2 separate regions of the Homo sapiens genome follow, and region 1 is linked to region 2. Evidence: chromatin loops called from intact Hi-C (ENCODE). Cell type or tissue: endothelial cell of umbilical vein. All regions are shown on one strand. Each heading gives the region's core, and the rest is flanking DNA. Links, peaks and the distances in the headings are about the cores only. Region 1 overlaps P4HA1 (prolyl 4-hydroxylase subunit alpha 1). Region 2 overlaps MCU (mitochondrial calcium uniporter).

The links. Peaks named below come from ENCODE experiments on the same cell type or tissue, not always from the same donor. Only the 100,000 strongest peaks of a DNase experiment are listed, where the experiment ranks them.
Region 1: a loop joins it to region 2, with 9 times the contacts of the local background. A loop is called at or near these places in 2 of 110 quality-filtered maps.

The regions. Positions count from the first base shown.
Region 1 is chr10:73,034,639-73,051,042 of GRCh38, forward strand. P4HA1 (prolyl 4-hydroxylase subunit alpha 1) reads right to left here. Exons shown (of 15, transcript NM_001017962.3): 8 at 12,287-12,463; 9 at 10,343-10,413. Among named protein-coding and RNA genes, the nearest start is that of P4HA1, 54 kb to the right of the region's middle. In endothelial cell of umbilical vein, for the core only: no CTCF peak of the experiment used is centred there; a DNase peak (open chromatin) is centred at 9,963; H3K27ac peaks cover 1,971 bases.
Region 2 is chr10:72,882,612-72,898,764 of GRCh38, forward strand. MCU (mitochondrial calcium uniporter) reads left to right here. Exons shown (of 8, transcript NM_138357.3): 7 at 1,655-1,771; 8 at 3,134-5,083. The coding sequence ends at 3,211. OIT3 (oncoprotein induced transcript 3) reads left to right here and starts at 11,128. Exons shown (of 9, transcript NM_152635.3): 1 at 11,128-11,248; 2 at 16,053-16,153. The coding sequence starts at 11,188. RefSeq lists an enhancer at 4,400-4,694 and a silencer at 16,146-16,153. In endothelial cell of umbilical vein, for the core only: no CTCF peak of the experiment used is centred there; a DNase peak (open chromatin) is centred at 4,520; H3K4me3 peaks cover 176 bases; H3K27ac peaks cover 1,847 bases.

The DNA of each region.
Region 1 (16,404 bases), core at 5,515-13,514, 160 kb after region 2:
GTGCAGTGATGCAATCTTGGCTCACTGCAGCCTCAACCTTCCGGGCTCAGGTGACTCTTCCACCTCAGCCTCCCAAGTAGCTGGGACTACAGGCATGCACCACCATAGTTTTTTGTATTTTTAGTAGAGACGGGGTTTCATCATGGTGACCAGGCTGGTGTCAAACTCCTGGACTCAGGCAATCTGCCTGCCTCAGCCTCCCAAAGTGCTGAGATTACAGGTGTGAGCCACCACACCCAGCCAAAATAATGTTTTCAAGGTTCATCCATGTTATAAGCAGGGTATCAGAAATTCATTTCCTTTTTTAAGGCTGAATAATATTCTATTATCTATATATACCACATGTTTATCCATTCATTTGTTGATGGACATTTGGGTTGCTTCTAACCTTGGGCTATAGTGAATAAATGCTGTTATGAACATAGGTGTGCAAGTATATGACTCCTTGCTTTAAATTATTTTGGGTATGTACCTAGAAGTAGAATTGCTAGATCACATGGTAACCCTAAACTTTTTGAGGAGCTGGCAGACTATATTCCACAGCAGTGACACCACTTTATATTCCCATCCCTCACTGCCTTTTAAACTACTGCTTTTAGAAAAAAAAAAAAAATCTAATAACCTCCCAGCACTTTGGGAAGCCAAGGTGGGAGGATCGTTTGGGGATAGGAGTTGAAGACCAGTCTGGGAAACATAGCAAGACCCCGTCTTTACAAAAAAAATTAAAATAAATTAATGAGCAAGGTGTGGTGGCACAGGTTTATAGTTTCAGCTACTTAGAGGCTGAGGCAGGAGGATTGCTTGAGCCCAGGAGTTCGAGGTTGCTATGCCCACACCACTACACTCCAGCCTTGGCAACAGAATGAGACCTCATCTCTTAAAAAAACAACAGAACACCACCACAAACTTTTAATTCCAGGAATGGCCATGAAAGTCTACCAATTAAGTACTGGTTAAATAATAGGTTATTTCTAATTTTTCTCTGTTATAAACAATATTGTAACAAAATGCTATATCTTTGCACACTTGTGGGAGTATCTCTGTACGATAAATTCCTAGATGTGGAATTGCTAAATGACTTTTACATTTTGATAAATGTCAAATTTCCCTCCAAAACAGTTGCAATGATTTACACCTACCCATTTCATAAAACCCTTGCCAGTTTCAATCCTTTTATTCTTTGTCAATCTTAGCAAGGCAAAAATATTTTAATGGTTTAAATTTTTTAAGTTTTTATTTGCATTTCTTGTTATATCATAACATATCTCGGCCAGGCGCAGTGGCTCACGCCTGTAATCCCAGCACTTTGGGAGACTGAGGCGGGTGGATCTCTTGAGGTCAGGAGTTCGAGACCAGCCTGACCAACGTGGTGAAACCCCGCCTCCACTAAAAATACAAAATTAGCCAGGTGTGAAGGTGCACACCTGTAACTTCAGCTACTTGGGAGGCTGAGGCAGAAGAATCTCTTGAACCAGGAGGCAGAGGTTGCAGTGAGCCGAGATCACGCCATTGCACTCGAGTCTGGGCAACAAGAGCAAAACTCCGTCTCAAAAAAAAAAAAAAAAATCTTGATGAAGGGTTTGAGGCTTAGCAGTTAAAACCAATGTTGATTGTAGGTTAAAAAAAAAATAACTGTCAAACTGTCATCTTAATTGTAGTTCTGTTGTAGTCACTACAGAGGAAAATGAATTCTACTGATGCATGGGAAGTTATTTCATTTAATTTGACTTTCATGTAAAATCCCCTCCAAAATATAGTAACACTCCCTTTTTTTTTGAGATGGAGTCTGGTTCTGTCACCCAGGCTAGAGTGCAATGACGCTATCTCGACTCACTGCAACTTCTACCTCCCGGGCTCAAGCAATCCTCCCACCTCAGCCTCCGGAGTAACTGGAACTACAAGCATGCACCACCACGCCCGGCTAATTTTTGTATTTTTTTGTAGAGATGAGGTTTCACCATGTTGCCCAGGCTGGTCTCAAACTCCTGAGCTCAAGCAATCTACCTGCCTTGACCTCCCAAAGTGCTGGAATTACAGGTGTGAGCCGTCACACCTGGCCCAAAATACATTAAGACTTTCCTTAGTTTAAGAACTATCTTCAAGTTACTCATCTGGATCCCATCCTTAACAATTACTGCTAATCTGTCTTCAGTGACATTATTATAGACATAATAGGTTATCTAAAAACTCAGCTCTGAATTTACATTGTAACATTACTAAAATTCAGTGGAGACCATTATACTGTAATGTATGTTAACTGTCCATTCTTCTAGGACCTGGAAGTCTTATTCCTGTGTTAGATTAAATCATAAGAAATCCAGAGGTTTTGCTTTCTAGTACCCAGTGCTTTAACTGAGTTGGGATTTTTTTTTAATGTTATAGCATTTAATAGGAAAAATCATTTGAAGATCATTTATCTTTTGTATAACTGTAATTGAAAATGTCAACTAATTATACAGTGTTTTTCCCCATAAAACACAATTTAGTGCCAGGAGAAAAAAGAACTATTTCTTCAGATAACTTTATATGTGTCCTTTTTTTTCCATTAAAAATTAAATAGCCCAAAGTATGTTCCTTTTGGCCTTAATGACAGGACCTGAAGCCAAAGCTGTGCATTCAATTAGAGTAACATTTCTATGCTTTTTTCCTTTCTACTGAGTTTCCGCTGTTAAAAAAAAAAAAAAAAAACTTCATGATTTTGTAAAATACCACTAGAATGCGCAGAGTAAGGGAGCAACATTCTCACACTGCAAAACTACACTTCTAATATGTGAGTAAGGAAAGCTCCAAAGAAAAATGTCAGTAATGTAATTTGAACATGATCACTACCTTCTTCTAACCCGACACACACATAAGAATATTCTATGATTAGCTAATCGAAAACCACTATATATATATATATATATATATATATATATATATATATATATATATTTTTTTTTTTTTTTTTTTACAAAGGCAAAAGATAAGTCACACCCCAAAGTGCCAGTTACAGAGGACAAAATTTCCAATAATTCTTCTCTAGGTGCTTGATGGTTAACAAAGGCTAATAATCTAGACTGGGAATTTATCCAGTCCCTTTGCTTCATAGTGGGATAATTATGCAATAACACTATACATCCACTCATTTCAGTTATCTCAGTCTGAGTACCACAGTTCAACCCATTACAGAGCAGTGTTGTTAAAAGTTATGCCATTAAAAAAAATAAAAAAGCTGAACCACTCAAAACTTTTTGTATTTGTTTATATATATTATACTTTAATACTAATTTGCTCCTTAGTAACAAGGGTAAACAAAATCTTAAGCCTAAATAACATATTTATGATATATTTAAGGCCAGACATGGTGGCTCATGCCTGTAATCCCAGCACTTTGGGAGGCCAAGGTGAGATGATCACTTGAGCCCAGGAGTTCAAGACCAGCCTGGGCAACAAAGCAAAACCGCATCTCTACAAAAATACAAAACTTAGCTGGGCATGGTGGTGTGCACCCGTAGCCCCAGTTACTCAGGAGGCTGAGGTGGGAGGATTGCTTGAGCCTGGGAGGTGGAGGCTGTAGTGAGCCATGACTGTGCCACTGCACTCCAGCCTGGGCGACAGAGTGAGACCCTGTCTCCGAAAGAAAATAAAGTAAAATAAAATAAATAAATAAATACACACATATACATATATATCATGTTACATTCATGATATCATAAATACCGTATTGTAGGAAATCATCACTTCAGAGTAAAAAAATGAAAATCACTTTCCCACCAGAATCAAAAAAGCTTTTCTACCACTCTAAACAGATTATTGTTTATTTGCATAGGTCATTATTTATATTACTTTAACTAGACTTTATGAGTTCACTTAACTATCTTTTCAGAGCACAAAACTGAATGTTTACATTTCAAAAACTTCAAATTCCATTTCTCTGATCTACCCAAAATTATTAGCTTTTTCATTTACAAGCTGTAGTAAATTCTTAGGGTTTTTATTTGCTTTTTTTTTTTTTTTTTTTTTTGAGACGGAGTCTCGCTCTGTCGCCCAGGCTGGAGTGCAGTGGCGGGATCTCGGCTCACTGCAAGCTCCGCCTCCCGGGTTCACGCCATTCTCCTGCCTCAGCCTCCCAAGTAGCTGGGACTACAGGCGCCCGCCACTACGCCCGGCTAATTTTTTGTATTTTTAGTAGAGACGAGGTTTCACCGTTTTAGCCGGGATGGTCTCGATCTCCTGACCTCGTGATCCGCCCGCCTCGGCCTCCCAAAGTGCTGGGATTACAGGCGTGAGCCACCGTGCCCGGCCTTTATTTGCTTTTTAATAGTGGAAAAGACAGAGATGACTTGCCAAAAGTTAACAGATTGTCAGTAACATAAGTAAAGCCTTTTTTGGCTGGATGCAATGGCTCGCGCCTGTAATACCAATACTCTGGGAGGATCACTTGAGCCCGGGAGTTTGAGACCAGCCTAGGCAATATAGTGAAACCCTGTCTCTACAAAATAAAAAATTAAAAATTATCCAAGCATGGTGGTGAGCACCTGTATTCCCAGCTACTCGGGAGACTGAGGTAGGAAGATCACTTCTGCCCAGGAGTTGGAAGGAGCAGTGAGCTATGATCATGCCACTGGACTTAGGCCTAGATGACAGAGCAAGACCCTGCCTCTTAAAAAAAAAAAAGCCTTTTTTGTTTTATGGGTTTGTTTGTTTTTTGAGTCTCGCTCTGTTGCCCAGGCTGGAGTGCAGTGGCGCAATTTCAGCTCACTGCAAGCTCTGCCTCCTGGGTTCCTGCCGTTCTCCTGCCTCAGCCTCCCCAGTAGTTGGGACCACAGGCACCCGCCACCATGCCCGGCTAATTTTTTTGTATTTTTAGTAGAGATGGGGTTTCACTGTGTTAGCCAGAACGGTCTCGATCTCCTGACCTCGGGATCTGCCCGCCTGGGCCTCCCAAAGTGCTAGGATTACAGGCGTGAGCCACCATGCCCCGCCTGTTTTATGTTTTTTAAATACTAAAGGAGTTCCAAAAATATTTTGCCAAAAAAATTCTATTTGCTGAAATGCTGGAACAAATTATTACTTCCACTGAAAGTGATGTCATCGCTTAGACAGTTCTCTAAATACAGATATTTGAAATTCCTTTCTAAATCATTCAAAATACAGATGTTCCCAGGCTACAAGGGATTAAATTAACTGACATCAGAACACGAATTTTCTTCCATTTGGCAACTGAGATGGCCTTTTTTTTTTTTTTTTTTTTTTTTGAGACAGAGTTTTTGCTCTGTCACCCAGCCTGGAGTGCAGTGGTGCAATCTCAGCTCACTGCAATCTCTGCTTCCCAGGCTCAAGTGATCTACCCACCTAAGCCTCCTGGGTAGCTGGGACTACAGACGTGCACCATCACTCTCAGCTAATTTTTTTCTTAATTTTTTGTAAATAGAGACAAGGTCTAGCTATACTATCCAGGCTGGTCTCAAGCTCCTGGGCTCAAACCATCCTCTCACCTCAGCCTCCCAAAGTGCTGATATTACAGGCATGAGCCACCATGCCCGGCCTTCTAATGCTAGTAGCTAAATACCTTCTGCTATCATTTATAATATGTAAGTATGGTTGTACCTTTCTCAAAAATCCAATAAAACTGCTTAAGAGCTACAAAGTTAGAATATTTAAAAAATAGGTTTGAAATGTTTAGCAATATTTAGTTTTTTTTTTTAAGTGTATAGATCACTTTCCTACAGTGATTTATTTTGATTTATTGGCAACAGTCCATTGACTGTGGGCTGGATATTTCTTCAAAAGGGTCATTGCATACATAGAAAATTTCCAAAAACAAACAGTCTTCCAAAACATCGAATTCATGAATTTTTTTTTTTTTTTTTTTGAGATGGATCTCTCTCTGTCGCCAGGCTGGAGTGCAGTGGCATGATCTCGGCTCACTGCAATCTCTACCTCCCGGGTTCAAGCCATTCTCCTGCCTCAGCCTCCCGAGTAGCTGGGATTACAGGCGCGCCACCACACCCAGCTAATTTTTGTATTTTTAGTAGAGATGGGGTTTTACCATGTTTGTGAGGATGGTCTTGATCTCCTGACCTTGTGATCCACCCACCTTGGCCTCCCAAAGTGCTGGGATTACAGGCGTGAGCCACCACTCCTGGCCGTAATTTTGTTTTATATGCTTCCTAGAAGCATGCAAATCTAGAGGATTTAGCTATTTACAAACTTTATGACAAAAAATGTGTAAAACCATGCAATAATCTGATAAAATCTGTTAACAGTTTAATTTTTATTTTTTTTAAAGAAGGGGTTTTTTGTAGATATGAATTAGGTTCTGTAATAGAATGGAAAATTAGCTTAATGTAAAAATCGGGTTAATTGCAATGTTCAGAAGCACTGTAAATCATATCTCAAAACATGTCTATGCAAATTAGTTTCTGCAAATCCTTACTATCTATTAGTGTTCCTTAAGGATAATTGCTCCTGTGATTAAAATGAAAATCATATTATGGCAAATTTAAATTTTCTTCATGTCTTCTAATGGGGTTCAGGACACTCAACCCCAAAATATGGCACTGTAGCATTTGAGCAGAAGCAGGTCTCTCTGACCTTCTCCCACTCTTTTCCCCTTAAGCAGGCTATAAAAGAATTGTCTAGGCCAGGCACGGGCTCATGCTTGTAATCCCAGCACTTTGGGAGGCCGAGGCAGGCGGGTCACGAGGTCAGGAGATCGAGACCATCCTGGCTAACACGGTGAAACCCATCTCTACTAAAAATACAAAAAATTAGCCGGGCAGCAGCGGGCGCCTGTAGTCCCAGGTACTCAGGAGGCTGAGGCAGAAGAATGGCATGAACCCAGGAGGCGGAGCTTGCAGTGAGCCAAGATTGCGCCACTGCACTCCAGCCTGGGGGCGACAGAGCAAGACTCCATCCCCCCCCCAAAAAAAAAAAAAAAGAATTCTCTGACCTTCCTCTAAAGTAGTATAAGACTTTCAATCCAGAAGTATCCTCTCTCTACCTGGAAGAAATGAACATCCTTATCCTGAGACACAGAGATACCAAGAGGTATGTGAACAAACAGGCTTTGCTAAGTTTCCCCCAGTTTATTACCATTAGATCATATCCCCTTTGTTCATCATACTTCTGTATGACTATCCACTCATCAAACCTAGCATAAAAATACACAGGTTTCCCTGTTTCTTTGGGTTCTCATTTTTTTCTATTTCTTTTCTCTTTTTTTTTTTGAGACAGGATCTTACTCTGTCACCCTGGCTGGAGTGCAGTGGCATGCTCATGGCTCACTGTGGCTCTCTGTAGCCTCAACCTCCTCAGGCTCAGGTGATCCTCCCACCTCAGCCTCCCAAGTAACTGGGTCTACAGGTACATGCCACCACACCTGGCTAATTTTTTTTGTATTTTTTGTAGAGTTGGGGTTTTAACATGTTGCTCAGGCTGCGGTCTTCATTTCTAAAGGCTTCTTGTCAAGTAAATTTTGTATTAAATAAATTTGTATGATTTTCTCTTGTTAATCTGTCTTTTGTTATAGGGGTCTCAGCTATGAAGCTAGTGATAGGCAAGAAAAAAAATTTTTCTCTCTTACTGGGGCAAAAGGGCAGGTGGTGTTATACAGCAGAGACAAGAAACCAAGACGTGTATAGTAACGTTTAAGGTTAATATATAAAAGGCATATGGTCCTGCCCAAAAAAGAAAAAGGAAATGCTGAATCAACACATTCGGTCCAGCCTAATCTTTTTCTTTTTGAAGACAGCAGTAATCTTCAAAATTTCTCTGAGTACCTCCTAAAATGCCTGTTAAAATCTATGTTTGCCTTTGCATAAATTTTTTAGTTGACAACTAAATTTTTTCATAATTTAGTTTCGAATGATTGAATTGTCATATTGAAAACGTTGGTAATTTCTAAAAAATGATTACTTTAAATGTATCCACTGGAATCTAAATACCATAATGATTTGATATCCACCATCATCCACTTAAAATATGTGAACAAAATATTTTTTAATACTTGGACATTTTACATCTTTTTTTTTTTTCTTGATGTTATAGTTTCATTCCATTCTTATCCTAGAACAGTTAATTCTCAACAGGGGTGGAGTCACTAGAGGTAGTGGTGGGGATTTTACCTATCAGGGGACATTTGACAATGTCTGGAGACATTTTTGATTGTCACAACTTAAGGAAGGGTGCTACTGGCATCCAGTGAACCACAGATGCTATTAAACATCCTACAAAGCTGAAGATAGCCCCCAAGAACAAGAATTATCTGACTCAAAATGTCAATAGTGCTATTGATAAGGTTAAGAAACCTTGTCCTACAGTGACACATTTTTATGCCTGAAAATCTTTTATTTATCACATTATACTTATCTATATTAAAAATATTTATACAATTAACAAAAATATGAATTTCCTAAAACAAAAAGCCTGTGTTAAAGACCTATAAAAAGGCTGTGTTAAAGATAGTATCTTCTGGATTGTTACTATAATTATTATTCACATTTGTTAATCTAAATAACATGACTAAACAATCATTATCAAGTATAAACAAGTGAAAATGTATTAAGATGTTCCTAATGAGATGGATGGGGCTTATGTTTGTTATATTTCATTAGTTATTGTGTCTGTGGATAAATATTCTACTTGTTAGAATAAAAATTCAGCACAAAGATATTTCTATTTTCATGAGAGCCGAGAAACCTTCACAAGTAGATGGAAAAGGAGTTCTATTGTAATACTGTCACCCAATTCTGTGAGCTCTAAGTTACACAGTGAGCTCTTTTTAAAAAACATTTTAGTGATCAATCAACTAATAACCTAATAAGATTATCTTTAAACACTGTTAAAAGCAAGGAACTTGCAAAGGCTTTGTTATAAAGGCACTTACTTACGCAATACCTGCAGCTACTAGGTGACCCTGAGATTTTTAAACCCCTGCTTTACTGCAGAGTCCAAAAGAGGCCTTGTTTAATGAAGGGAATTTGGGAACTTCTCTTAGTTCAATATGAGAACACATTTCACTTATCAAAGTTTGGGGAGCCTCAACAGACATTATGTAAGTTAATGTTACTTTGGAAAACCCCTATTAACTGCCCCATAACCATGTTTATTAGTCCGTCATGAAAACTCCAGCACAGATATTATCAAACATCTATGCCTAACCACCTAGGTCTTAGAAACTATATCATGAGTTTTCAGAAAATTAGATTCCCAAGAAAGAAATGGTCCAAATATGACTAAAGTTCTCTCCATTACTCCCTTACCTCTTAGATACTCTGTACTGTGCTGTGGTCAATTTTCCAGTCTCAGGGTCATGTACTGTAGCTCGGCTCAGCTACAAAAAAAGAGAAAGGACAAGGACTTACTCCAGTAGCAGGCAATTTTGGGCTTTTTGTTTGTTTTGTTTTGCCAAGCCACAGGTGATTGGAAGGGTTCAGATTGGTCTGGATGGTGGGTAATGGTCTCGAATCCACAAAAACATTTAGAAAAGTGGCAGTAAGAACAGCCACTTCCAAATCAAGAGAAAATGAGTTGACAGATTTTTGTTGTAGATTTATTGTCCTTTCACTTTTTTTAAACAAAAAATCATTTGAAGCTGTATGTAAATGATTTATAGCACTGGGTTTCACAGAAACTTTCTCAGATCTAGAAGTTATTTAAATATTTTGAAAAAAAATAGTAGACTCCTTAAATTCATTTTTCAAACCTCTCACTGAGATAAAACTGTTTTTAAATCTCTCTGGCAAAGTAAAAGGCAACTAAGTTTACAACTAATTTTTGGAAGACAGAGCTCAGAAGCGTAACTCTGTTCTTCCTACTGCCAACTTTTGAGTCAGCGAATTTTTTTAAATAAAAAACTCAAACAGGAGGAATACAGATTACTACATAATGACAATGTTATTTTACAAGATGTATGAACAAATGCCAACGTAATCACCATGAAGGAGGATATGAATCACCGCAGCATTTATGAATATGAGAAAACTGCATAGGTGAAGACTACTACTCCCAGATTCAGGAGGCTGCTGCTTTATTTCCCCCTTTGGCAACAAAAGGGAAAAAGAAAACAAGTATCAGGCCACTTCCTGGATATTTGACACCTGATCTGAAGAAAGATAAAAAGCATATTAATTCCCTAAAAATAACATACCAATTAAAGGTTAAAAACAGAACTTCTAGTGAAGGAGAAAGACCTGTGAAACACAAAGCAGTTTATCCATGCGTTATCCTGTTTATATACAGGGTGGTGACTTGAGCTGGTGACTGAAAATGACCCACTTTCCTTAAATGAATAATTCCTGTAAGATGTATAAAACACTCATTAGAGGGCAAAATATGCAGCATACACATCTCTTACCTTTTGCTAATTCTGTAATGTACCGTCTCCAAGTCTCCTGTTATTGGGTTTGAAATGGTGGCTCGCCTCAGCTGTGAAGCCAACCATCAAAATAGTTGCATTACAAAACAAAAAACTGAATCACATTTACCCAACCAGTCAGAATTCCAGGGTTTTTACAAAGGAGGCTAAAAAGAGAAAATAACTCCATACACTTCCAGTCACCTTGTGCTGAGCCTTGAAAGCCAGTTAGTTTTTTAGGTTTTTGGGGTTTTTTTTTTTTCTTCAATTTTTTGTTTTGCATAGATGGAGGACATACAAACAAAAGAGATTGGAAATTAAATTTCTTTCAATGGTGAAAGGACATGACAGTAAGAAAAAGAGACATATCTAAAATTTGAAGTCTAATTTACAGTTAAAATAGCCATCTGGGGGTGGGGAGAGAAGGGGAAAAAAAGAAGAATGCCTATTTGCAATTAATGATCCATTCCAAAACCTTTGACTTTAATTTTTTTTAGTGATGGAACTGTTTGCACAGGTTAATGTTTAAAATTCATTTTAAGGTCAATCTTTTGTCCCTTCAAGATAGCCACTCTCATTAACATATACAGTGAAATAATCTTGGACTGAGAACAAAGGCAGAGGAAAAGAGCTCATAAATGTTAAAAACAGCAAGAAAGAGGTGACCGCCTAGATAATAATTTCAATTTTTTTTAATGGAACGATGATTCTGAGGTTGTGAGAGCATGAAATTTTATTGCCATTAAATTTATTGATCAAAAACAATCCAAATTGAGGAATCTCCAGAATATAACTTGATCTCCAAGTTGAAATGAATTAATTACCTTGGATGGCACCAATAATATATATTAATGTTAGACCAGTCTTTTGCATTTATAATGTAATCTTTGGCCAAAAAAAAAAAAAACCACCAATTTGGAGAAGCAGAAAAACTCTAAAAGAAATTCTAACTTCATTTTGTAGTATAGATATCCAGATAATTCAAACCTTTGATATAATAAGGGTCAACAAACTATGGCCACAGACCAAATTCAGCCTGCTACCTGCCACTGGAAATAAAATTTTACTGTAATATAGCCACACTCTTTCATTTACATATTTTCTTTGGCTGCTTTTGCACTATAATGGCAGAACTAAATAGTCATGACAGAGATCATATGGCCTCCAAAGCCTAAAAAATATCTAATATTGACCTTTATGGAAAAAATCTGCCAACTCCTGTGTAAGACAGCAAAGCATGCCTAGAATTTATTCAACAATCTCTTTATGAAAGTGATGGCAGCTTGTATTTTACTATCAAGAAGACCAAATATGTTTTAAGAACAAGCTGATGGGGGAAAAGGCAAGAGCATAAAGGGTAGTCTTTTCCACATTCTCACTAAAGAGTTTTTATGCTCAACACTAAGCTTATAGATTGGGTTTACGTTAGATTCTTTTTCTTTTTAAGATAAATTCTGTGGGTTAAAGTCAGAAAACTATCACCATTTCAAATTAACATAATACTTGTGCCCAATTATATCTTTTTATAATAGTAACAATGTGCCTAAAAGGGAATAAAAATACTTCCACGGTATTCTTTCAGTAAAAATACAGAAGTGAAAAAGCTGGGCTTTGAGTAGCCTCTGAGATTAAAAGACTCCAAAATACAGAGAAAAGTTTATCAGGAAGACAGTGAAACACAAATTTGTTAATGGTGAATAAAAATCTCACAATAATTTTCATAATTCAGTGCTTAAAACCCAGTTAAGGGTACATTACTTGTGTTGATAACAAATGGAAAAACTGGCATAAACACAGCATCATTAGTAACTCCATTATGCTGAGGCAAAATATCTTTAAAAAATCTGTGGCATTATTCGTATATCAATTATCCTATTTTTTTACAAAGAAAAATTGATACAAAGGTACAGTAAATTGAGGAGAAAGAAAGAAAACATTATTTACCCTTGGTTTTGCTAGGTCTTTGACGATTTCAATTTCTGCATCAGAAATAATATCATGGAAGCGAATAATACGAGGCTTGTCCCATTCATCCTCCTGTTTAGCTGGAGCCAGAATAAATTTAGGATTACGGTTTCCATCATGGTAGCGGCAAAAGAGTTTTTTCTGTCTCCGAGGGGTCTAAACATAAAGTTAAGAATATGATGAATATATTACAGTAATAATACTTTTAATATCTATTCCTATGCAGATAAGAGACAATAATCATGCTTGCATATACAGAGTATCTCTGGAAAAACATACAAAAGAAGCAGTACTCTGCAAATATTTTGCCTCAAACAGGATGTTCAGAATTTTAAATACAGTATTAATGATTATTTTCTGGGTGAGAGAGGCGAGGTCTTAAATAAGGAGAAAGGTAGTGTATCTCTTTTAACCCTTCACTCATCAAAATAAAGTTCAAATGTTTAAATATGAAAAAAAAGCCATGTTTATGAAAATATTAAATGAATGCCTGGCATTGCTCTAAATGGCACAAAGTAACTGGAAAGCACCCAGAGACAAAAAGTTTCTAGAAGAAAAAAAAAACTAGGTTTTCCTAAATACCTCACAGTTAAATGCTTGTGGCAAAAAAAAAAAAAAAAAAAAAGGAATTTTTTTAAGGGCAAAATAAAAAATGGATAGCTCTGAAAAAGAAAAAATAAGTTATTAAACAAAGATCCCAGATGCTTTTATTAGGCAGTATAAAAATAGAGCAGTCAACAAAACAAATTCCCTTCAATCATCTATGTATTATATTAATAAGTTATTTTGTTGCCTACTTCTCTTAATTAAACAAGTATGTCAGGCCTGGCATGGTGGCTCATGCCTATAACCCCAGCACTTTGGGATGCTGAGGTAGGAGGATCACTTGAGCCCAAGGAGACCAAGATCAGCCTAGGTCACACAGCGAAATCTCGTCTCTACAAAAAATTTAAAAAATTAGCCGGACATGAGGGCACTTGCCTGTAGTCCCACATACTTGAGGGGCTGAAATGGGAGGACTGCTTAAGCCCAGGAGGTAGAGGTTGCAGTGAGCCATGATCATGCCACTACACTCCAGCCTGGGTGACAGAGCAAGAAGCTGTCTCAAAAAAACAAAACAAAACAAAAACAAGTATGTCACATAAGCAGGAATATGAGTAGTCTGTTTCAATTATTATACTAATAGTATACTAAAACAAATAATGATTCATGTTTATTCTCCATGCACTTTACCTAGAGTCAAATCCAAGGCTTTAATTTTTAGTAAGTCTTTTATATAATGATGAGATGAATGTAGCTATTCTGAGAAAAAGAATTTTTTGTTTTTGTTTTTGTTTAGACAAAGTCTTGCTCTGTTACCCAGGCTGCACTGCAATGCCTTGATCTCGGCTCACTGCAGCCTCTGCCTCCTGGGTTCAAGCAATTCTCCTGCCTCAGCCTCCCAAGTAGCTGAGATTACAGGCCCCTGCCACCATGCTCGGCTAACTTTTTGTATTTTTAGTAGAGATGGGGTTTCACCATGTTGGCCAGGCTGGTCTTGAACTCCTGACCTCAGGTGATCCACCCACCTTGGCCTCCCAAAGTGCTGAGATTACAGGCATGAGCCATCGTGCCTGGCAAGAATGTTCTTTTGATCTTAGGCAAAGTTGAGTATGTGTTACATTAACAAACCGGGAAATTAGCAGACTCTTTGTTTTATATCTACAGTTTTATTTTGTTCCTTAAGAGTTATTAAGAGCAATAAAAATTTCTGCTTACTGCGGAAATTTGAACACTAGATATTTGATATTACAAAACTTGTGAATTTTTAGGTGATAATGGTATTGTAGTTATTTTGAATTTGTATCTTTAAAAGATACATACTAAAATATTTAGTAATGAAACAGAAAAGAAAATGTTTAATGAGGGAACAGGTGCAGTGGCTCACGCCTGTAATCCCAGCACTTTGGGAGGCCGAGGCAGGCGGATCACGAGGTCAGGAGATCAAGACCATCCTGGCTAACAAGGTGAAACCCCATCTCTACTAAAAATACAAAAAATTAGCTGGGCGTGGTGGCAGGCGCCCGTAGTCCCAGCTACTCAGGAGGCTGAGGCAGGAGAATGGCGTGAACCCAGGGGCCGAAATGGCGCCACTGCACTCTAGCCTGAGCAACAGAGCGAGACTCCGTCTCAGAGAAAAAAAAAAGAAAATAATGAGTCTAACAGTGTCACCATCTTTGTATTTACTCATTAGCTCAAGCATGTCCTCCTAGGACTCCATGAACCTATCTATTGAAAGTGTCACCATACGTATTGTATACTTTGCTGTTAGTGGTTAAGCTGTCAACAGTCATCAATATCGAAATGCAAAGCCCAGCTTGAGTTTACCAGTAGTAAAGAAAATGTTAAACACTTTTCAAATGTTTACACCTAAAAGTACTTACTCCAAAAATTCACTAACTCCTTCTATGCAAGCCTGTGTTCAACTGAAAACTAATACCACATGAAATTCCTTTTCAAAAGGTTCCATAATCAATTAATATTGAGAAAGAATGTATATCATATCACAATGCACATTATCATAAAAAGGTTCTGAGAAGTTTTGAGGCTAAACAAAAACCTATGTTCAACTTTGTTTAACAAATGTTCCCCAGACTTTGTTCTTTTTGCTTTTGGCCTAGTATCTATTAACATCTATAGAACTGGAATTCTGAGTTATAAATACATATACAATAAACAAAGTAATATTTATAGATATATTTTAAAGAAATATTAAAGACAAAATCTGTTGAAAACTTTCTGCATTTTCAGTATTAAACAGACTAAAGCATTTCACTAAGCAATCTTGTGAAGATTAACTAGGAGCAAAACTACAAGGGATTATTGTATAGATGAATCTGTTGTATCTCATAAGATGCACAGAGTAGTGTTATTGTCTCTAATTAAGGCTGCTGAACAGATGAGTGTGGTGGCTGACGCCTGTAATCCCAGCACTTTAGGAGGCCGAGGCGGGAGGATCACCTGAGGTCAGGAGTTTGAGACCAGCCTGGCCAACATAAGGAAACCCCGTCTTTACTAAAAATACAAAAAAGTTAGCCGGGCATGGTGGCGAATGCCTGTAGTCCCAGCTACTTGGGAGGCTGAAGCACAAGAATTGCTTGAACCCAGGAGGCGGAGGTTGCAGTGAGCCGAGACTGCGCTACCGCATTCCAGCCTGGGTGATAGGGTGGGTTTCTGTCTCAAAAAAAAAAAAAAAAATACTGCTGAAATCTCTCTTGCATTAAATATAAAAAAAACTATCACTTCCTTTAAACTTATTTGATCCTTCACCCTGGAAGGATCAAATGAAAAAGGTAATATTGCCCCAAACATATGTAATAGTATATGATTCACAAGCTTTATTTTAAAGCTATTTTACTAATAATTGGAACATATTAAATGTGGCACCCACAGAGAGAGAATGGTATACTGTAATTTTTTTTTTAAAGTTTTTTAGGCTGGGCACAGCAGCTCACGCCTGTAATCCCACCACTTTGGGAGACCAAGGCAGGTGGATCACAAGGTCAGGAGTTTGAGACCAGCCTGGCCAACATGGTGAAACCCCATCTCTACTAAAAATACAAAAATTAGCCGGGTATGGTGGCGGGCACCTGTAATCCCAGCTACTCAGGAGGCTGAGGCAGGTGAATCGCTTGAACCCAAGAGGCGGAATTTGCAGTGAGCCGAGATCATGCCACTGCACTCTAGCCTGGGTGGCAGGGTGAGACTCCATCTCAAAAAAAAAAAAAAAAGTTTTTTAGAGACAGGGTCTTATTCTGTAGCCCAGGCTGGAGTGCAGTGGTGTAATCATAACTCACTGTGCCCCTGAACTCCTGGTTCAAGTGATCCTCCCACCTCAGACTCCTGAGTAGCTAAGACTACAAGTGTACACCAGCATGCCCAGCTAATTTTTAAATTTTTTTGTAATGGGGTCTATGTTGCCTAAGCTGACATACTGTAATATTTTATGCAGTCATTCTGATTTTTATCACATAGGCTTAAATATAAAATAACTGATTCTCTCCAGAACTGTGTACAAACACATACACACACACATTCACATACACACAATTGGCTTT
Region 2 (16,153 bases), core at 1-8,000:
GGTCAGACCAGTTGCTCTCAAACCCTGTCTCCTGATAAGATGTTATCAATGACAATGGTGCCCGAAACTTCATTAGCAATTTTAATTTTACCCCGGTCCTGTGGTCCTGTGATCTCGCCCTGCCTCCATTTGCCTTGTGATATTCTATTACCTTGTGATGTATGTGATCTCTGTGACCCACACCCTATTCGTACACTCCCTCCCCTTTTGAAAGTCCCTAATAAAAACTTGCTGGTTTTGCGGCTTGTGGGGCATCACGGAACCTACCGACATGTGATGTCCCCCCCGGATGCCCAGCTTTAAAATTTCTCTCTTTTGTATTCTGTCCCTTTATTTCTCAAACTGGCCAACGCTTAGGGAAAATAGAAAAGAACCTACGTGACTATCAGGGCAGATTCCCCGATAACTATTAATGGAATGTTATTTGGCAATAAAAAGAAATGAAATACTGATACATGCCACAAATGGATGAACCTTGAAAATGTTATGCTAAGTGAAAGAAGCCAGACACAAAAGGCCACATATTGTATGATTCCACTTATATGAAATGTCCAGAATAGACAAATTACAGAGGCAGAAGAAAGATTAGTAGCTGCCTAGAACTGGGGGTTTGGGGGGAGAGGAGACTTGACTGTCACAAGGTATGGAGTTCTTTTTTGGGGTGATGAAAATGTTCTAAAATTGTAGTAATGATTGTACAACTCTGTGACTATATTATAAACCATTGAGCATTATACTTTGAGTAAATTGTATGGTATGTGAATTATATCTCAATAAAGCTTTTTTTAAAAATGAGACAGTATTGCATACACAGCAGAATGGCTAACGTCTTTTAAACTGGCAATATCAAGTATTGGCAAGGGTGTGGAATGGTGGTACCTCATAATCCTGCTGATAGAAGTATAATTGGTACAACCATTTTGGAAACTGTTTATCATCACTGCTTACATTTGAACACATGCATACCCTGTGATCTAAGATTTCCACTCCTAGGTATATCTCCAGCAGAAGAGATAAATCCAGAAATGCTTTTGGCAGCATTATTAGTAAGAACGGAAACAACCCAAAAGCTTATCAATAGTAGAATGGTTAAATAAACTATGATGAAGTCACACAATATAATATAATGGAAATGAATAGACTGCAGCTACACACAAAAGGTGAATTTCACAAACCTAATACTGAGTGAAGGTAGCCATATAAATATATACTGTATGACTCCATCTTCATAAAATTCATAAAACAGGTAAAACTAAGTTGTGGAACTTAGGAATACATGCTTAAGGAGGTAAGTTATAAAGAAAATAAGAAAACAATTACCATAAAAGTCAAGAGAGTGATTACTTTGGGGGAAAGAGATATGAGTAATTGGGAAGGGGCAAGAGGGAGTTTCTGGATTGTTGGCAGAGTTCTATTTTTATAAAACCTGGTGATGAGTAGCATGTTCATTGTGTGATGATTCACTGTGATGTACATTTTGTGTGTACTGTTCTGTATGTTTCACAGTAGAAATGTTCAGGTGGTGATTAAATACTTAACACAGCACATGTCAGCACACACGCATACATATGTATTGAATCTAAGCAGCAGTTAGTAAATATTTTGTGAAGATAGTATGCTAAGGACTGATAATTCCGTTTCTTCATTTTTTTAGGAATATGTTTATCCAGAAGCCAGAGACAGACAATACTTACTATTTTTCCATAAAGGAGCCAAAAAGTCACGTTTTGACCTAGAGAAATACAATCAACTCAAGGATGCAATTGCTCAGGTAAGTTTTACAAAAATTAAAATAAATCCCAGCCCTATCTTGCATGGTTATTATTATTATCCACAGCCACGGTTCTTCAAATGAGTAAACTGAAGGAATGTTCCAACCCTCTTCTTCCTGTATAAATTATTCCTCAGTTGATTACAGTAACTATTTTAGGCATGGACATTTCTCTAGAAAGTTTTATAAAAAGCAAGTGAGAAGATGGTGTGTTTGCTCCATCCTGTTAACACTAGCACATTGACATTTTTAGGCCTACTTTTACTTTTTTTTTTTTTTCATTTTATTTCTTTGTAGTTGTCTGTTTCTACTTTTCCCTCTGCTTTTTGATTATTTCTGTAATAATTTATCTAAGATTTTTCACAAAAATGTGTGGTAGCAGTGGGGAAAAGTAAAACCCAGGTAAGAGGGAAAGACTGCTAGAGATCTTTGCCAGGGACAGTTTAGAGATTATTAAACTAGAAGATGCTTGGAAAAGATTGATATATTTTATTTTTCATAAAAGCTACCTCTTTCAAATTTCTGGATGTGCCTCCCTCACTCTGTTATCTTTGATTTTGGTGAATAAACCCTCATTCCTTTTCTCTGTAGTCTTTGTGACTTTAGAGATTTTTCAGCAATCTCTAGAAGCTTTTCCATCCTCTTTAATGTTTAGTTGCTCTTCTCTGCCTTTCCTGTCTCTTCTTGATGATAGGGTTGTGCTTTGAATAGGCTTAATCCATCTTCCTGCTTTGGCCTAAGTGGAGTTCTGTCTTCCTTTGCTATGTATGGTGATTCTAAACTGGAGGGAATACATCAGAATCATGCCTGGAGCTGTTAAAAGTACAGATGCTTCAGTCTCACCCTAGGCTTGCTCGTTAGTCCAGCTCCTCCCGGGTGAAGTCCAAGCATGTGTGAGTTTTGAAAGTACTACAGTTGACTACACACGCTGTTCCAAAATTCACTGGCTAAGTAAAAACTTAAACAGGTACTGGATAAATAACTAAAATCTTGAGTAGCATAAAGTTCTGGCTCTTAGCCCTTGTGAAAGGGCTTCTCACTGGAGAAACACCATCAAGATGTATGTCTCAGATGCTCCTTACATTCTTAGCCTCTGAGTCCTACCCTGTTGATAGCACTGATTTTTCTGGAGGCTTTGTTGAGGGCTGAAACTGCCAAGGATGGCTTCCATTTTGGATTCACCCTTTGTTGTCCTATGCCGTGAGTTAAAATGCTTTGTCTTTCAAGGCACTCTTATTTTGAGAGTTATTGAGATGATCTCTCTGACTTATAGTAATGGAGAACAGTTTCCTTTTCTTGGTAGACAGTAATATCATTGAAAGCTTCACTAGCCAGTTTTCTCACCTTTTGTTTCTATTTTAGGCAGAAATGGACCTTAAGAGACTGAGAGACCCATTACAAGTACATCTGCCTCTCCGACAAATTGGTGAAAAAGATTGATCTGCAAAAAGCCTCTGAATCCTGGCAGAAGGAACACCTGTTTGCCTTTTTAATTAAAGCATTGCAGGTGGAAGCTGGGAGCCATGTGGGGGGTAGAGCGTTTTTACCTTTAATTATAAAACAAAAACAGAAAGGATCTGAGGGAAGAAGGGAATGTTAAAACCTGAGGATCAGGCATTGTGGAATATAAGCTCAAAGGGCTTAGTGAATATTGTCTTAACCAAGTATCTCAGTTTCTGGATGAAAATGATGCAGTTATATAGTTGAGAGATTCATAAAGAGAAAACAATGCTGGGGGTGTTCGTTTCTTGCATCTTCTTTGCAGAGTCAGCAAAAGAGTAACACACCAGCACCCCACTCGACTCTATTTGTTTTTAATTTAACTGTCCCTATTTTTGACATAGGAGTAAATAAATATACTAGAAAAGCAAATTCTCATGATATGCTAAAATATCATTAGCATTTATTTTAAATTGGACCCAGTCTCTGCAGAGTTACCAGGAATCTTTCCTTCCAGCATCCCTTTACTGACCACCTACCTGTACCTCTTGGTTACACTCATTTTTTCCATTTGATAATTGGAACCAACTTATAACTGTTTAATAATTGACACTTTAGATTATCTCTTAATACCTTCTTAAATGTCTATATATCCCAGTGCTCTGGATCAGTGTCTAAAAATCACTGGCAACACTGCATGAGGTTGTTGGTTTTGTTTTGTTTTATTAATTAGTCTTTCACAGGAGGAATAATTGCCCTCCTTTATATACTTATCTATTGATAATCCCCTCTCCCTCCAGAACACAAATCAGAGGGAAAGGGGGTGTTCAGCTGTACTACCAAATCAGGAAGATGTAAGGTTTACAAATTGGCTAAGAATCATGGCTCTGTAGCCATTTCAACCAGAATAATTTTATTGCTAATCTGCTTTGTGTGACAGCATTCCAGGCCAGCCAGATGGGACTGCCTTGTCTGGAGGCTTTGTTCATCTCGAAGGACACACACTTCCACACTGTTTGTGAGCCCTCCCACCTCCACAACTTCAGTTGTAAATCAAGTGTGTGGATCTCAAAGGGTGCAATTTATCTTTATATAGGAATACATTTCTAGGGCTTCCTTCAAGCCCACTCTCTTCACCCTATTTTTTCTTATCTTAAATTGAGAGAAAGAGAATTAATCTTATACTTTGTCAAAACATTTTCTACCATATTTCCAGATGACATCTGCGCTTGAAGAGTCAAAGGAATCTGTGTCTAATATCCTGTTTTTAACTGCTGTAGGGGCAGGATGGAAAGGATGATGGGGGCTGCCACACCACTGATTGGCCTTTTCTTTCACGTGATTCATCCTTCCTCATTGTGGCAAGGAGTTTCTTTCTCTTTTTCTTCCTCCTTTGGGATCATTGTGTATGAAAAGAAAAACTTTAAATGACAAACCCAGACTCCAGGTGCCTTGCAAAGGTTGAAGGCCAGCCAGGATTGCTGCTGCTGCTGCTACTCCTGCCAACACCCCTTTCATTGGCATGACGGAATGAAAGGATGCATGTCTCCACTTCCTGACCCTCCGCCCACTTCCTTCTCCCTCCACCACCCCCAGTCGTCAGCTCCTTCCCTCATTTATTTTTGTTAAGTTGTGTGAATTATTTTTAACCCATTTATCCTGTTTGTGCATAGGGTTTTTAAGAAGAAACAGCACAGTGCAACGAGCAAATCTTTTTGGGGTGTGTGGGAAGCAAGGGAGGGAGGACATGGAGAAAAGTTCTTTAAACAAATAGCAAACTATTGAACATGTGTAAAATCCTGTATCATTTATGAAATATGTATAAAAAGCAATGTACCTTCTGGAACAATAAATACTTATTCAATTTTTGAACGATAGCATCTCATTCTTTAAAACAAAACCAGAAAAACTACATTTCCTGTGATTCTAGGTGGGAAGTTTTTTACTTCTAAAATTCATTTTTATAAAAATATCATTATCAAATTAAGCTCTTCCTTAAGCCTATATTTCAAAAATAGGCATTTCACTAGTTCTTCCTGAACCTAAGATAATCAGTATTTTCCTAATTTTCCAGAGCCACCAAGAGGTTGAGTGACCTGTACAACCGTTAATAAAGTCAGCAGCAGCAGTCTCAGTGAGCCTGAATCCTCATCTCCTGATTGACAGGAAAAATCTCTGTGGTATCAGATCACCTGGATTGCCCAGTGCTATGGGCTCCTGGACTCAAGAAAATTGTTCAAAGACGCACCAAAATTAAGTATTCATTATTTTCAGAGTTTGTATCAAATTTACAGTGGTAGCCAAACAGGAAATATCACATGCTGCCAAGATCACCACAGGCATATTTAAAAACTTGTATTAAATATCTGGTTGCTGGAGTGCAATATGAGGTGCTGTTCAAAGAGCCTCTGTAGCTGTGGTCCTGCCTTCTGGCAGCTTACAGCAGCCTAACGCAGACAACCCTTACCCCCATGTAAAGTGTAAGAAGGTAAGGTTTGACAGAGCAGAAGCATCGCCATCTTGGACAAGCACTGCCATTTTAAGTTCTCCCAATTAAAAACCGCCTAAATCCAGCCCAGAAAACATCAGCCTAATGGCTAATGTCAGCATGACCATAAACCATAAATGACACCTTAGACCAGAAACTTTCCAACCCTGAGATAAAGCCCCCTCTGACCAGAGACATCCCAGCCCCGAGATAACCTCCCCTCCGAACAGACATTCCACCCTTGAAATAAAATTCTCCTCCACCCAGAAACACTCCGAGCATGCGATAAGCTCTCCCTTGCTAAACCCTTAAGTACCCTCAGTCTGTAAGACAGAATGCTCCTGATTGAAATCAGCCAGAATACTCCCCAAAATAAACCTGTCTTTGACTATTGAGCCACTTCTTGTGTTTCCTCCTTCTTTCTTCAACTCTTACAAGGTTGAAAATATTAAGTCGTTTTTTGCATTCAACAAATGGTATCTACATACTTCACACATTCTGTTAAGCTTTGCAGGGTTGTGTTTGTTTTGGTTAGGTTTTTTAAGGAAAATGAAAACATGATTCCTGCCTTTAAGGAGCTTACAATTTGAAGTTTAAAGCAGGAGTATCCAATCTTTTGGCTTCCCTGCACCATACTGGAAGAAGAAGAATTGTCTTGGGCCACACATAAAATACACCAACACTAATGATAGCTGATGAGCTAAAACAAAACACAAAAAACCCTCAATGTTTTAAGAAAGTTTACGAATTTGTGTTGAGCTGCACACGGCCTGCAAACCATGGGTAGGACAAGCTTAAAGTATAGTGAACAACAAAGGAAACCTTATTAAAAAATGGGCAAAGGAGTTGGACAGTTCTCCAAGAAAATATATAAATGGCCAATAAACATGAAAAGATGCTCAACATCACTAATAAGGAAAGGTAAAACTACCATGAAATACCACTTCACACCCATCAGAATGGCTATTATCAGAAAAAGCAGAAAATAAAACGTTGGTGAGAAATTGGAACCCTTGGTACTCCTGGCGGGAATGTAAAATGGTTCATCTCCTGTGAAAAATGGTTCCTATGGTGGCTCCTCAGAAAGTGAAACAATTACCATATGATCCAGCAATTCCACTTCTGGGCATATGTCCAAAAGAATTGAAAGTAGGGACAAACGTGTACACACATGTTCATAGCAGCGTTATTCACCATAGCCAAAAGGTAGGAGTAACCTGAGTGTCCGCCAACAAATGAATGGATAAACAAAACATGGTGTGTGCACACAACTGATTATTATTCAGCCATACAAGAATGGAATTGGGTCACATGCCATAACAAGGATGAGCCTTGAAGACACATGCTAAATGAATCAAGCTAGTCACAAACGGACAATTACTGTATGACTCCACTTACATGATTCGTCAAATTCATAGAAACACAAAGTAACATAGTGGCTGCCGGGGTGAGGGAGGGAAGAATGACAAGTTATTGTTTAATGCATACAGAGTGTCAGTTTGGGAAGATGACAAAGTTTTGGAGGTGGTTGGTGGTGATGGTTGCCCAACGATGTGAATGTACCTAATGCCACTGAACTGTACACTTAAGTGGTTAAAATGATAGATTTTATGTATATTTTACCACAATAGAGAAAAAAAAGCATAGTGGATTAGAGGCAAATAATGATAGTGTCAAATCTATTACTGAGTGTAAGTAATGCAGTTTTGCTGAGGAAGCATAGACTTTAGAGGTGGAAAAAGTAGAAGGGTTCTCAGAACATGGTCCCCAGAGCAGCAGCATGTCATCTCCTGGAGCTGTTAGAAATGCAAGTTCTCCGGTCCCCTTTGGATCAGAAACTAGGAGTGGAGCCAAGTGTTCAACAAGCCCTCCTGGTGATTCTGATGAGAACCATCACTTTAAAGAGAAAGGAACTGAGGCTCAGAGATGGCGCCTACATCACAACTCCTCAGTGCATCCTGTGGTCAAGTACCAGACTGAGTGGCTGGAGGACTGCTGAGCATGGTGACTGGTGAGTAGAAAAGATGTAACCAGAGGTGATGTTAACACTAATGTGGTATCCTGCTTGTCAGGGTGCAGTGGTAAGCACATGGTGGATGCTTTCAAAAACAAATACAAATAGGTTGACTTTTTAAATCTATCTGGAAAGATTTCACAGAAAAATGGGACTTCTTAGATTTTAGAGCTCAGTTTCACCGAAACTCTTCAGAGTTTTAATTCAGTTTTATCACTGCCAACGTTTGTTTGTTGCTCTCCCAAATGAGTCCAAGCTCCTTATTTCCCATGGTGCGCTTGTGATATTTCCTTAGGATAAATGTGTAAGTTATTTTTAATGAATCCTACTGAATATAAGATTACCTACTTTGCCTGTAATCCCAGCACTTTGGGATGCCAAGGTGGGTGGATAGCTTGAGTTCAGGAGTTCGAGACCAGCCTGGGCAACATGGCAAAACCCCATCTCTACTAAAAATACAGAAATTAGCCGGGCATGGTGGTGCACACCTGTAATCCCAGCTACTTGGGTGGCTGAGGCAGGAGAATCATTTGAACCCCGCAGGCAGAGACTGCAGTGAGCTGAGATTGCGCCACTGCACTCCACCCTGGGTTATAGAGTGAGACCCTGTCTCAAAAAAAAAAAAATACTTATTTGATAAATGTTAATATTTTATAAATGCATCATTCACTGAGCAACCCCTCCTCCTTGAACTTCAGCTCCTGTGACTCCACCCTTGGGTTTCCGTTCGTAAATCTGTGACTACTTCTTGGTCTCCTTTACAGCGTCCTATTCCTCTGCCCACATCTGTGATATTAGGCTTCCCCAAGGTTCCATCTTGGACCCCATTTTCCATGGGTGTGATCTCACCCCTCTCCCCTATTTAAATTACCATTTATATGTTGGTAGCTCTCAAATTGTTACTCTAGCTCAGATATATCCTAGACTGATTTATCCTCTTCGTAACTGGTCTATTTCTAGCATTGCCTTCTGTACATTAAATTCTCTCAATGTCACCAGAGTATTTTTGTTTTTAAATTCTAATAGCACATAATTTAGAAAAATTGTAACATATGAACAAGCATTAACATTAAATATGGGGGAGGAAAGACTACAAGACACCACAAAGAAGCAATTCACCAAACCCAAAACGTGGAACATTCTGTAGGACAAATGATGGGGTTTCTTCAACAAATGGAAGGAAGGGGGGAAGACCATTATGGATAAAAATATATATATATATATATATTTTTTTTTTGAAACGGAGTCTCCCTCTGTTGCCTAGGCTGGAGTCCAGTGGCACAATCTCGGCTCACTGTAACCTCTGCCTCCCAGGTTCAAGTGATTTTCCTGTCTCAGCCTCCCAAGAAGCTGGGATTACAGACGTGCACCATCACACTTGGCTAGTTTTGCATTTTTAATAGAGATGGGGTTTCACCATGTTGGCCGGGCTGGTCTCGAACTCCTGACCTCAGGTGATCCACCCACCTTGGCCTCCCAAAGTGCTGGGATTACAGGTGTGAGCCACTGCACCCAGCTGATAAAAATAAATTTAAGTGACAATCAAAATGCAATATATAAATCTTGTTTGGATCCTGACTCAACCCAGCAATAAAAGGAATATTTGGAACTATTGGAGCAATTTAAATATGGATTGGATATGAGTTAAGGAATTATTACTAATTTTCATAGTTGTAATAAAAGCATCATGATTATGTAAAAAAATACAATGTGTTAGAAATGCATACTGGTATGTAAATGAAATTGATAGAATGTTAGTAATTATTATAGCTGAGTGTTCATTATTGTTCTTTATACTTTTGTATATATATTTGAAATTTTTCATCATAAAAAGTAAAAAATGAAAGAGCAGGTCAACTAAAAAGGAAAAAATAGAAATAAGGGGGAAAAAACATCTTACCATCCTGGGAATTCTTGTTTACAGAACCAAAGGCTATCTGGTGAAAGTCCTTGACTCCAGCAATCAATCCTGGCAACAAGTCTGGGTTTATCTCATGCACACGTCCTCTGTTTCTCTGCAACACATATGAAGCCCTCAGATGGCTTCCTAGGCGCAGGAAGTTGTGGGGGATTGTTTTTTCTGTTTAAAGCACTGATACTTAGCAACACTATCCTGCAATGAGACAGCAGAGTCATCCATTGCTGCCATCAAACCACAACTTAATAAGTTAATGGTCAAATTGCCTGTGTCCCACTGATGTTAGTAATGAAGTAGCTAACTACAATTTTAGATCAATGGAAACCCCTTGCTTGACCATAAACCCTGTGCTTCTGGAGACCATGTGTACTTTTGTCATTGTCAAAAACCAGTGATTGCCCGAGCTCGGTGGCTCACACCTGTAATCCCAGCACTTTGGGAGGCCAAGGCAGGCGGATCACGAGGTCAGGAGATCGAGACCATCCTGGCTAACACAGTGAAACCCTGTCTCTACTAAAAATACAAAAAAATTAGCTGGGCGTGGTGGTGGGCGCCTATAGTCCCAGTTACTTGGGAGGCTGAGGCAGGAGAATGGCGTGAACCCGGGAGGCGAAGCTTGCAATGAGCCGAGATCACACCACTGCACTCCAGCCTGAGCGACAGAGTAAGACTCCGTCTGAAAAAAAAAATTGTGCTAAGAAGCACATTTTCTCTCCTTTGTCTAAAAGTGAAACTTCAGGAAATTTTGACATTTAATTTTCCAGAGTGTTAATTTAATGAGTAGTTTCTAATTTTAAGCTCCTACCCCATCTTAATGTGAGAATTAGTGAAATAAATAACATTAAACCATTTTTTAATTTTGGGAGTAAAGACAATAAAAATATGAGGTATTGCTGCTTGAATTAGTAAAAACACAATTTAAACCTTGTTTCTTTCAGAAGTTTTGAGGCCAAAGACCGTAATAAAACAAACTCAGGAGCTTATTTCAAGAGAATACTGTCCTTGTCTCATACCTGTCCTTACTACTTTGTTTTGTGTGCTATTATAAGCTCCTCAACCATCTGACCAAGACAGTTGCAGTGATTTGGCTTCATCCATTCTCGTTTAGTGTGCAGTGCTATGGCTGCAACATTGTGAAATCAATTCCTAGAAGTCACAAAGCAAGAATTTGACGTGAAGGGATGTCCCTCATTTAGAATTCCCTTCTGGATAAGATACTGGGGTTTCATTGCAGGGAATTCTTGAGAGAAAACAATAGGAGGATGAGGGATTGTGAGTTGTGTTTTTTTTTTTTTTTCCTAAAGAAAACTATTAATAAAGGAACCCTGTTGACAGTGTAAAGCAGTGCTTCTCTCTGGGGCCAAGGCCAGAGCTGTGGACACCTTATCCCACTCATCCTCATCCTCTTCCTCTGATAAAGCCCCTACCAGTGCTGATAAAGTCTTTCTCGTGAGAGCCTAGAGGCCTTAAAAAAAAAAGTGCTTGAAAGAGAAGGGGACAAAGGAACACCAGTATTAAGAGGATTTTCCAGTGTTTCTGGCAGTTGGTCCAGAAGGATGCCTCCATTCCTGCTTCTCACCTGCCTCTTCATCACAGGCACCTCCGTGTCACCCGTGGGTGAGTCTCATGTCAAGAACTTGGCACAATGCACTTTTTGTTGTGGCAATTTGCTATAATGTACAGATGATTAAGAACTAGATTCCAGTACCTTAAATGCTAGCTCTAGAATCTTGTAAGAAAAGTCCCTAATAATCCTTGAAAATAGATTTCCCGAGAATTTCTGTTACATGTTCCATTTAGCCTCTTGCCTGGACTCCAAAATTTCCATGGATCTGCCATATCCCACAGCTTTCACTAGCTAAAGAGTTCCTGGAGTATGTGTAAAAATAATTCTATCTTCTTTGTGTTCTAGGCACTTTATAGTTCCAACTTGAAGAGCCAAAAAAAAAAAAATTAAAGTTGAGCATAGAATTTTTCTTTAATGAAGGCAAGGGACTGAAAGCTCTGTTGCCATGGGGGGCACAGATCTGGATAAACCAAACTCATTAGTCTTTATGTCAGAAAATAAGACTTTTTGCACAGATCGAGTGAATCTTAAATTGTCTCCCTCCTCAGGCTTGGTGCAAAACTGGCCAGTCAGGCAAAGAAAAGTTTCAATTCCAGTTACTAACAGATTTCTCTCTTGCATCTTTTTCTAGTAGAATGTGAGTACTAACTGGAACAGAGGGTGGGGGTGAGATGGAGAGAACCATCCTTCTTGACACTTTTGAGTAGCTCAGTATCTAATTGACCCTGGCTTATTTCTTCATGGTTGCTCTAGTACCTGAAAGGATACACATTAAAAATAGGCTTGTGGCCAGGCACGGTGGCTCACACTTGTAATGCCAGCATTTGAGAGGCCAAGGCGGGTGGATCACCTGAGGTCAGGAGTTCAAGACCAGCCTGGCCAACATGGTGAAACTCCGTCTCTACTAAAAATACATACACACAAAAAAATTAGATGGTCATGGTGTTGCATGCCTGTAATTCCAGCTACTTGGGAGGCTGAGGCGGGAGAATCACTTGAACTCGGGATGTGGAGGTTGCAGTGAGCCGAGATCGAACCACTGCACTCCAGCCTGGGCAACAGAGGGAGACTCCATCTCAAAAAAATAAAAATAAAAATAAAAATGGTGATTTGAGACCCTAAGGAGACCTGACACCTAAAGGTAATGTGGGATCCTGGAACAGAAAGATATGGGTGGAAACTAAGGGAATCTGAATAAGTGTGGACTTGAGTTAATAATCAGGTATCAATAGTGGGTCATTAATGTGACAAAGGTACCATGCCAATGTGTGGTAAATGTATGGCTAAAGGTAACGTGTCATAACAAGGGAAACTGGGTGTGGGGTATGTGGGATCTCTTTGTCCTATCATCTCAATTATGCTGTAAATCCAAAACTATTCCAAAAAATATGCTTGAGCTACCTGTCATTAATCACCCCCTATCTGCTGCCAATAACTAACCCAAGGGTCGCTCAGAAAGTTGTCCTCCCGAAAATCTCCACTCCCCTTTCTTCCCACCCTTCTCCTTACCTATTCTCCCTCTAGTACCTCCTATATTCCCCATTCTTTCCATATACCATCGCCCTTCCCAGATCTTTTCCTCCAACCCCCAGCTCCTCAAGGATGATATTTGGCTCAATGCCAGAAGCATGATAAAGGGGGAACTTTGGGAACTAGAGCTGGTGTTTGCCCTGAGAGGACAGGGGAAGTGAGAGAAGAGGAAAAGAAGGGATGAGAAAGGGGGAAGCAAAGTGGGGTGATGAGGGAGGAGGATGGAAGAGGATGGAGCAGGAAAGGAGGGGCACTTCCCGACCAAGCTCAGGCACAGGGTCGAAAAGGGGCTGTGATTCAGGGGCGGCTGTCTGCCGGATAGGACCTGGAGGGTTGGAGGACTCAACCCTGGGGCGAAAGGGTGGGGACGCAGACATGGTTCCCTGCCCTTGGCCCTGCGTGGTCCTGGTGGAAGACAGCAGAGGGGCAGCTGGCAAGTGGGCATCTTAGCAAACCATTGAGGAGCTTCTGGCAGGCCAGGAAGCTGTTCTTTTTGAAGCCTTCGCACTGAGATGTATAGATCAGCATTTTAGGATGAATGTGCGCAATACCAGATTCTGGGCTTCACGCTGAGATTAAAAACAGGATATAAGACCAGTGGCCAGATTATTAGATTGGATTGCTGCCTTAAAAGGGGGTAGAGTGGGATGGGTACGTTAAATGTCAGAAAGTATTGGATGGTTAACTTTTAAAAATATATATGTATTATTTAATTAGTTATAGAAGATGGTAGATAAACTTTTCCTCCTCATACCCTATCTCCCCTACAGCAGGGGAGGAAGTGAACTTTTAGCAAACAGCCCAAGAAATGACATTTAACTTGAAGGAAAAACTTTATAAATAAGGAAATAGTTACTGAGAGAGGTTTAGGAGTTTCTGTAGAAGCGATTAAAAGTTAAGTATCTAACCATTTCTTATAAAATTAGAGCCAGGGAGAGGAATCAAATATTTCTATGACTCTGTAATCACCTGTGAAACTGCTCTGGAAACCTTATTTGTAAGAAAAAGTCACAGCTGGGAGAGCAAAGGAGGAAGAAATTTGTCCCTTTTGATGGGAGAAAGAATCTGAGGATATTTCTTCCCCTCAAAGGATTATGGTCTAGGGTTCAGCCGAGATACATAAGGGGCATTTTAAAGAAAGAGGGTTGTTTCTGCCATTTGCAACCCTGCGTGTTATTTCCAGAAAATGCAATATCCCACTTATTTCTTGTCTTACATTGTCATATTTTCTTGGAGGCCATTAGCAGTGGGCTACACTTTTCTCTACATGTGACTGAAGTTTAGAGAGTAAACTTAACTTTGAATTGTGGATATGTAGATTGGAAAAATCTAAAGTATTTTCTAGACAAGTTAGATTTGGTGATCATGGCCCATTCATATTTAATTTTTGTGCAGTATTTGCTAATACTGAATTCCCTGCCCACAAAATGTATTGGCCCTAATGTGAATTTCCTGCCTATGATATCAGTTACGTAAGTCAACCTCATGTGCATTAAGAAGGATAATATAGTACTCTCTGGCCAATGTTCCTTTCTAGAATTTCTTGGTTTCATAGATTCTTCATAAGGACAATTTACCTATGTTGATTCATTAATTAGTTTCCCTGGAGTTAAGGGGAGCAATGAGAATATTGGAGATATTGGTTCTTTAGTCATTAAAATGTTGTTTTTCTATTTATTTATTTGTTTGTTTGTTTATTTATGAGACGAAGTTTCACTCTCTTGCCCAGGCTGGAATGCAATGGTGTGGTCTCGGCTCCCTGCAACCTCCACCTTCCGGGTTCAAGCAATTCTCCTGCCTCAGCCTCCCAAGTAGCTGGGATTACAGGCACGTGCCACCACGCCCAGCTGATTTCTGTATTTTTAGTAGGGGTGGGGTTTCACCATGTTGACCAGGCTGGTCTCGAACTCCTGACCTCAGGTGATCCACCCGCCTCGGCCCCCCAAAGTGCTGGGATTACAGGTGTGAGCCACTGTGCCTGGCCAAAATGTTGTTTTCCAATGTTTTCATGACATACAATAAAATGTTTTGGTTGAGATATTTGTCCTTGTAATTTATGCACTAAATATGTATGCCTGAGAAACTTGGCTATATGACAGCTAGGATAGTAATGCCATGGTTAACTGTGAATACACAAAGTTCTTGGTATTTTCAATAAGCTGGTAAAATATATACCAAAATTCACTTTGAGAATATTTCTGGTAACAACATGCTAGTATACTCTGTATTTCAAAGTAGGTGACATGTGCCCGAGGCCTTTTTCTTTTCAGTGGAATGAGCTTTTACACATTCCTGATCAAGTCAAACTTTCTAATAATGCAAAATTCCACCTATAATCTTTACAAATGGCCAGCCAAATACTTTTTTGAAAATTTCCAAGGATTGGAAGCTAACTGCACTGTGACACAGCCTCTCCATGACTGGATAGCTGAACTGAAACGTGCTTTCCCATAATTCATTCTTGTTCTTGTAACAGAATAGCTAATTCCTCTTTCACACGCCTGTTCCAGATTTTTAAAAACTAATATGCATTTTCTTCCATCTTCTTTTTTCAAAATGATAGTTCTCAACTTCTCCTGTAAATAATTTTTAGGACCCCTTCTAAGTCTGTTCAACTTTCTCTGAACAAATTTGTCAATTACTTTCATAAAATACAGTCTCCGGCCGAGCACCAGATTCATGCCTGTAATCCCAACAGTTTGGGAGGCTGAGGCAGGAGGATCACTTGAGCCCAGGAGTTCAAAACCAGCCTGGGCAAGATGCCAAAACCCTATCTCTACCAAAAAAAAAAAAAAAAATTAGCCAGGTGTGGTGGCATACGCTTGTGGTCCCAGCTACTTCAGAGGCTGGGTGGGGAGGATCACTTGAGCCCAGGAGGCGGAGGTTGCAGTGAGCCATGGTTGTACCACTGCACTCCAGCCTGGGTGACAGAGCCAAACCCTGTTTCAAAAATAATAATAATACAGTCTCCATGTATGAACAAAATACTCAGAGTGTGGTCTGACTCGTGCAGAGTTCAGTGAGTCTTTAATCCTAACCTCCCTTGGTCTGATCAACTATCCTTCTATCAAATAATTACTCTGGATAAAAATTCAGTTCAATGCTAACACTTAACTTTAGGTTTGAAATACTTTTGAAAAGGGCATTTATGCAACATGTTTAAATCAACCTGAGGAACCTTAAACAGCTATTTTTTGTGACCTTAACTAATTTCTCTCTGGAATTCAAAAATGTCCAAATGCAAGACCAAGAAGTTGGACTTGGGCTGTTGGTGGTGTGATCCGAAACACTCCAGGTACTCTGAGGTATCTTTTTCATTTCCAGCCCTAGATCCTTGTTCTGCTTACATCAGCCTGAATGAGCCCTGGAGGAACACTGACCACCAGTTGGATGAGTCTCAAGGTCCTCCTCTATGTGACAACCAT